2 separate regions of the Homo sapiens genome follow, and region 1 is linked to region 2. Evidence: chromatin contacts called from ENCODE Hi-C or POLR2A ChIA-PET data. All regions are on one chromosome and are shown on one strand. Each heading gives the region's core, a stretch centred on a gene start or an enhancer-like site at or near the end of the contact. The rest is flanking DNA. Distances are from core to core; before and after follow the strand shown.

The links. Hi-C counts contacts between places; a loop is a spot of excess contacts on that map. ChIA-PET counts read pairs that join two places held with the same protein, here RNA polymerase II (POLR2A). Pooled maps may share reads with other maps.
Region 1: a map of mammary epithelial cell shows a loop between it and region 2 (8-fold over the local background). The contact joins two enhancer-like sites. A Hi-C loop is called at or near these places in 6 of 168 maps with a recorded cell type or tissue (DLD1, GM12878, PC-9 and 3 more), 1 of 37 single-sample maps with no recorded cell type and 8 of 50 pooled maps. POLR2A ChIA-PET finds 5 or more read pairs at or near these places in 4 of 52 experiments (activated naive CD4-positive, alpha-beta T cell, activated naive CD8-positive, alpha-beta T cell, naive thymus-derived CD4-positive, alpha-beta T cell and 1 more).

The regions. Positions count from the first base shown.
Region 1 is chr3:46,125,676-46,129,371 of GRCh38, forward strand. No RefSeq gene overlaps it. Among named protein-coding and RNA genes, the nearest start is that of CCR1, 81 kb to the right of the region's middle. Within about 2 kb of position 2,001, at least 4 of the 41 ENCODE cell types and tissues checked have a DNase peak (open chromatin) inside an H3K27ac peak, as active enhancers do; they include PC-9 and mammary epithelial cell, where a contact is called at or near this core.
Region 2 is chr3:46,087,867-46,091,125 of GRCh38, forward strand. No RefSeq gene overlaps it. Among named protein-coding and RNA genes, the nearest start is that of XCR1, 62 kb to the left of the region's middle. RefSeq lists an enhancer at 1,633-1,682. Within about 2 kb of position 2,010, at least 16 of the 41 ENCODE cell types and tissues checked have a DNase peak (open chromatin) inside an H3K27ac peak, as active enhancers do; they include PC-9 and mammary epithelial cell, where a contact is called at or near this core.

The sequences.
Region 1 (3,696 bases), core at 751-3,250, 38 kb after region 2:
AGAAGATCAAACTAAGCACAAAGCTAGAAGAAAGGAGGAAATCATAAATGTTAGAGCAGAGATAAATAAAAAAGAGAATGGAAAAAAATAGAGAAAATTAATAAAACCAAGATTTGGTTTTTCAGAAAGATCAACGACAATCTTTGCTAGATTGGCAAAGATAAAAAAGAAAGAAGACTCTCAAATAACTAATATCAGAAATGAAAATGGAGACATTACTACTGATTTTAACAGAAATAAAAGAGATCATAAGAAAGTACTATGAACAATTATATGCCAACAAATTGTATAACCTAGATGACATGGACAAATTCCTAGGAACAGTTTCCATCAAACTGAATTGTGGAGAAATAGAAGATCTGAATAAACCTATAATGAGTAAGGAGATTAATTCAATAATCGAAAACCTCCTAACGAAGACAAGCCCCAGACAGTTGGCTTAACTGGTGAGTTCTAATGACATTTAAAGAATTAATAGCCATCCTTCTCAAACTCTTCCAAAAAGTTGAAGAGGAAGGAACAGTTCTTAACTCATATTTGTGAAGCCAGATAAACATATGAAAAGAAAACTACAGACTGATATCCTTTATGACTATTGATGCAAAACTCAACAAAACACAACAAAATTCAGCAGCAAATTAAAAGGGTTATACACCATGACCAAGAAGGATTTATCCTTGAATGTAAGGGTGGCTCAACACACAAAAATAAATCAAGGTAATACATGACATTAATAGAATGAGGAAAAAAAAATGAATGATCCTCTCAATTATTCAACATCTGACAAAATTCAACACCCTTTCATAATAAAAGACACTCAACAAAATAGGAATAGAAGGAAAATACCTTAGTATAATAAAGGTCATATGTGAAAGAAAACCCACAGCTTATATAATACTCAATGGTGAAAGAATGAAATCTTTTTCTCTAAGATCAGGAATGAGACAGGGGTGCCTGCTCTCACCACTTCTATTCAATATAACATTGGAAGTCTTAGCCAGAGCAACTGGAATGAAAAAGAAATAAAAGGCAACCAAATCAGAAAGGAAGATGTAAAATTATCTCTGTTCACAGATGACATGATCATATATGCAGAAAATCCTAAAGATTCCACCAAAAGCACCTGTTAGAACTAATACATAAATTCAGCAAAGTTGCAGGATACAAAACCAATACCCCAGAATTCGTTGAATTTCTATGCACTAACAATGAACAACCTGAGAAGGAAATTAAGAACACAGTTCCATCTACAATAGCATCAAAAAGGCTGAAATACTTAGAAATAAACTTAACCAAGGAGGTAAAAGACTTGTATATTGCAGATCACAAATATTGCTGAAAGAAATTAAAGAAGTCACAAATAAATTGAAAGACATCCTGTGTTTACAGATTGGAAGACTTAATATTGTTAACTATTAGTATTACAAAACAATCTACAGAGTCAATGCAATTTCTATCAAAATCCCAATGACTATTTTGTGGAAATAGAAAAGTTCATCCTAAAATTCATATGGACTCTCAAGGAAACCCAAATAGCCCAAATAGAAATAAAAACAAGGTTGGAAGTCTCACGCTTCCTAATTGCAAAACTTACTACAAAGATATAGTAATCAAAACAGAATGGTAATAGCATAAACACAGACATGTGGACAAATGCAATAGAATAGAGGGCCCACGATTAAACTCTCATAATTTTTGACAAGAGTGCCAAGGCCATTTGTTATAGACTAAATTATATTCCCTCAAAATTCATATGTTGAAATTCCAACCCCTGTTATCTTAGAATGTAACTATATTTGGAGAGAAAGTCTAAGAGTTGGTTAGGTTAAAATGAGGCTGTTAGGACTGAGTGTTAATCTAATGTGACTGGTGCCCTTATAAAAGAGAGGAACAGACACCTGGAGCATGTGTGTACAGAGGAATGACCAGGGGGAAAGGAAACAAGACATCAGCCATCTGCAAGCCAAGGAGAGAGGCCTCAGAGGAAACCAGGACCTTGATCCTTGATTTTCAGCCTGCAGAACTGTGAGGAAATACATTTCTGTTGTTTGAGTCACCAGCCTGTGGTATTTTGTTAGAACAGCTCTAGGCAACTAGTATACTGTTCAGTGGGGGGAAAGAATAGTCTTTTCAACAAATGGTCTTGGGAAAACTAGATATTATCCACATGCAGAGGAATAATGAAGTGGGGCCCCTGTGTTACACCATATACAAAAATTAACTCGCAGTGGATCAAAAACCTAAATGTAAGAGCTGATCTATAAAACTATTTGAAGAAAACAACCAGCCGGGCACGGTGGCTCACACCTGTAATCCCAGCACTTTGGGAGGCAGAGGCGGGAGGATCATGAGGTCAGGAGATTGAGACCATCCTGGATAACACGGTGAAACCCCGTCTCTACTAAAAAAAATACAAAAAGTTAGCTGGGGGTGGTGGCGTGTGCCTGTAGTCCCAGCTACTTGGGACGCTGTGGCAAGAGAATGGCATGAACCTAGGAGGCAGAGCTTGCAGTGAGGGGAGATCACACCACTGCACTCCAGCCTAGACAACAGAGTGAGACTCCATCTCAAAAACAAAAACAAAAACAAACAAACAAAAAACAACCAAATAACCTGATTCAAAATTGGGCAAAGGACTTAAATCGATATTTCTCCAAAGAAGAGATACAAATGACCAGTAAGCCCATGAAGAGATGTTCAACATTCCTAATCATTAGGGAAATGAAAATCAAAACCACAAGAAAATACCACTTCACACCCAATAGTATGGCTTTTAGCAAAAAAGAAATACACACACACACACACACACACACACGCACATACACACACCAGAAAATAAGTGTTAGAGAGTATGTGAAGAATCTGGAACCCTTGCGCACTGTTGGTGGGATTGTAAAATGGTGCAGAGGCTATGGAAAGCAGTATGACAGTTCCTCGAAAAATTAAAAATAGAATTTTCATGTGATCCAGCAATTCCAATTCCGGATATACACCCAAAAGATTTGAAAGGAAGGACTCAAACAGATATTTGTACTCCCAAGTTTATAGTGCATTATTTGCAATAGCCAAAAGGTGAAAACAACCCAAATATCTATAGACAGCTGAATGGATAAACGAAATGTGGTATATAGGTACAATGGAATATTATTCAGCCTTAAGGAAATTCTGACACTTACTTCAACATGGATGAACCTTGAAGACATTACACTAAGTGAAATAAGCCAGTCACAAAAAGAGAAATACTGTATGTTTTCACTTACATAAGATAACAAGAATAGTCAAATTTACAGAAGCAGAAAGCAGAATAGGGGTTGCCAGGGGCTGGAGGGAGGGAGGAGTTAGTGCTTAATGGGTACAGAGTTTCAGTTTGGGAAGATGAAAAAGTTCTGGAGATGGAAGGTAGTGATGGTTGTGTGATATGAGAGTACTTAGTGCCTCTGAACTGTACCCTTAAAATGGTTTAAAATGGTACATTTGATTATATATATATATATATATATATATATTACCACATTAAAAAACCTGGAAATTTGGGGCATTATATATTATGAGACTTTGGAACTTTTTTAAACCTGCTGGCTTTGGAGGGGAAGGGAGCTGGCTTTGGAGGGGAAGGGAGGGTGCTGCCGGGTTTGTACAAGGTAGAAGTTCTGTTCATGGCCCAAAATGGCAGAGCCAGTACTTGACACCATGGCT
Region 2 (3,259 bases), core at 760-3,259:
ACACAGGGTTCAGGAGAGGCCCAGTGGTCTCATGGTTTTTTCTCTCACACTCCCTCCTTTCTCCATCACTCTCCCAATCACACTCTAGCTGAACTGACCCCTTTGCTCCCCCAAATATGCCTGTGCTTTCCAGTGTTCTGCTCATTTAATACATTGGTCTCTCGTATTTTTCTGTTTTGTCCACTAGAGAGAGGTCTTCTCTTCTTAAAGACAATTCCTCCTCCTGCTTCACAGCCTAGCAGCCACTGCGCTGTGGAAATGTGGTTGGTCTGAATTGAGGTGTGCTTACATACAAACCATACGCCAGATATTGAAGACTTAGTACAATAAAGAGAATGTAAAACATCTTATTAATACATGCAATCAGTTGATTACATGTTGAAATGATATTTTAGATCTATTCAATAAATAAAAGATAATATTAAAATTAATTTCACATTTATTTATTTACTTATTACCAACTCGGTCTTACTCTGTCACCCAGGCTAGAGTGCAGTGGCATGATCTGGCTCACTGCAGCCTCAAACTCATGAGCTTTAGCAATCCTCCCACCTCAGCCTCCTGAGTAGCTTGGACTCCAGATGCCCACCATCACACCTGGCTAATTACCTATTTATTTTTAGATTTAAAAAAATGTAGCTACCAATTTTTTTTTTTTGAGATGGAGGCTCACTCTGTCACCCAGGCTGGAGTGCAATGGCACGATCTTGGTTCACTGCAACCTCTGCCTCCGTCTCCCGGGTTCAAGTGATTCTCCTGCTTCAGCCTCCTGAGTGGCTGGGATTACAGGTGTGTGCCACCACGCCCAACTAATTTTTGTATCTTTAGTAGAGACGGGGTTTTACCATATTGGTCAGGCTGGTCTTGAACTCCTGACCTCGTGATCCGCTCCCCCTCGGCCTCCCAAAGTGTTGGGATTACAGGCGTGAGCCACCGCGCCAGGCCTAACAGAAATTGAAAATTGCATATGTGACTCACTTTATATTTCTATTGGACAGCACTGGTGTAGGGGATGCCTCCTCATGGCAAACTCCAAGGTAACTCTGAAGAACCCTAAGGCTCCAAGGAACCCAGGCTGAAAACCATTAGGTTGATTTGACTCATGAGGAAACTGAGGCTGGAATTGGCCAACAACTTGTTCATGGCTATCGAAGTGGTAGAATGTTGAATTTACATGAAAACCCAGATGTTCTATGCCCTGTTTGTTTTTTTCTCTCCTATCCTGGAGGTGCTTGGATACCATGTGAGGATGTAGGCACAAGCCACTCTGCTGGGCCTTTGAGGTCCTTCATCAGAAAGCTTCACCATCTCAAGTCTGTCTTGGCTGGAGACCCTGGAGACAAGCAGTGACTGCTCCGCCCTTCTTGCCCTCTTGTCTTAAACTACCCTTTTGACTTGCCCAATCCCAGTCCTGCTCCCAGGACCATAGTAACTCTTGCTGGAATAAGTCCAATCTAGTTGGAAGGATGAGAAAACAGAGACAGCTTGGCTTTGTCACTCGCTGACCCCATGACCACAACACTCAGCTCACTGCTGAGCACTCACATAGCCCAGGCCTCTCTTGTGCATGGGTGACTGGTATCCACATGGCCAGTGACTCACATGGGAACTGAAAGCTCCCTTTGGTGGGGCAACTTCTCTAAAGTAGCCCCATGAATCAGCAGTGTGGGGTGCTGGAAAGCAAGGGCTGACCCTGACTTGCAGTCAGTCAGGGACCCTGAGCAGAAGCCCCTGCATCACAGGCTTCCACCACAGCCCGGAAGAGTTGCAGCACTGTGGGCCAGTGGTAGTTCCATGTATAGCACGAGTGGAGGCCCAAGATGCATGTGCATGTATGGGCCTAAGAGGTCTCCATGAATTGTTTCTCTGGGTGGTAGAGAACCCAAGCAAGTGGGAGCCAAGAGTATCTACCCCCGTCCCTGACTCTGTTTCCTGTGAGAGGGGCTGTGTTGGCCCAGGCCTGAGTGTGCCAGGGTTGCTTGGGCAACCACTGCCCCATGCCTGCAGTCTCATCTCTCCTTCTGAAGCCAAATCAGAGAAGTGCAGACTCATGGGGCTATGAGGAAACCCATGTTGTGTGGATCAGCAGTCACAAGGTGAAGGCTCTCTTCCCACTTCTTCCGCAGCTCTAGCTGTGTGGCTTTGAGCTAGTTGCTATATGTCTCTGAGACTTCATTTCTAATTTATGTAATAGGTATATTAATGTTAGTTATACTTTGCTATATAAACAAATCAAGACTTCGTGGCTTAAACAATAAACATTTCTTATACAGTTTCTGTGGGTCAGGAATTTGGGAGTGACTACACAGGGTGGTTTCAGCTTAGGGTCTTTCAGGTATGGAGTTCCTTTGACAAGGTACCTGGCTTCCTCCAGAGTGAGCGATCTAAGACAGCAAGACAGAATTCACACTGTCTTTTATGACTAACCTTTGAAGTCAAGTTCTGTCATTTCTACACTACCCTATTAGTCACAAAAGTCAATGCTATTCAAGGATGGTGCAAACGACTGTGGGCCGTCTGAGGCTGGCTAGCACAATGGAGTTATTAATATCTGCCCTGCCCATCTTACAGAACCATTGAGAGGTTTGGTTTGCACACCCACAGCAAGGAAAATCAGCACCCAGAGGATGCATCTGTGAAGAGTCAAGGCAGCATCTGCTAAAAACAGCTGGTGAAGGGGCTTCTGGGGCTGGAGCCTGGAGACATCAGAAGAAGCTCCGTGAGGAACACGGGGAGAGTCAGCTGTGAAGTTTGGCAGCTCAGAAGCCTTCCTAATGGGAGAGTGGCAAGGTTCCATTGAAGATGGGCATGTGGGATGGGAGAAGTCGCTGTGGTCATTTTTGGAAAATACAGTCTCTCATAAAGGACCAGAGTAATCTCCCATATTTGAAGGCCTGTATTGAGTCATGATTGAATATTTTACTATCTAAGTTAAATAATCTAATTCCAAAGGGTCAAAGACAATTTAGAGTTTGATAGAACCTTGAAGATGCTCTGGTTTAGTCATTGGATTGTAAGATGAAAAACCCTGAGCTCTCAAGAGTTGAAATGGCTTGCCCAGTTTACCTAGCTGGCCAGAGGCACAGCCTCATGGAGAATCCCAGGCTCCTGCTCCCCCTTGCTCCAGCCCACCCTTGGGGAACTCTGATGGTCGCCTCACTGGAATCACCCCCCTTCTTTCTTCCAACAGGCTGATTTTGTTCAGGTATTCACCCTGCCCAAATGGCTTATGTGCTCCAAGGGAAGCTGACCGTGCCAT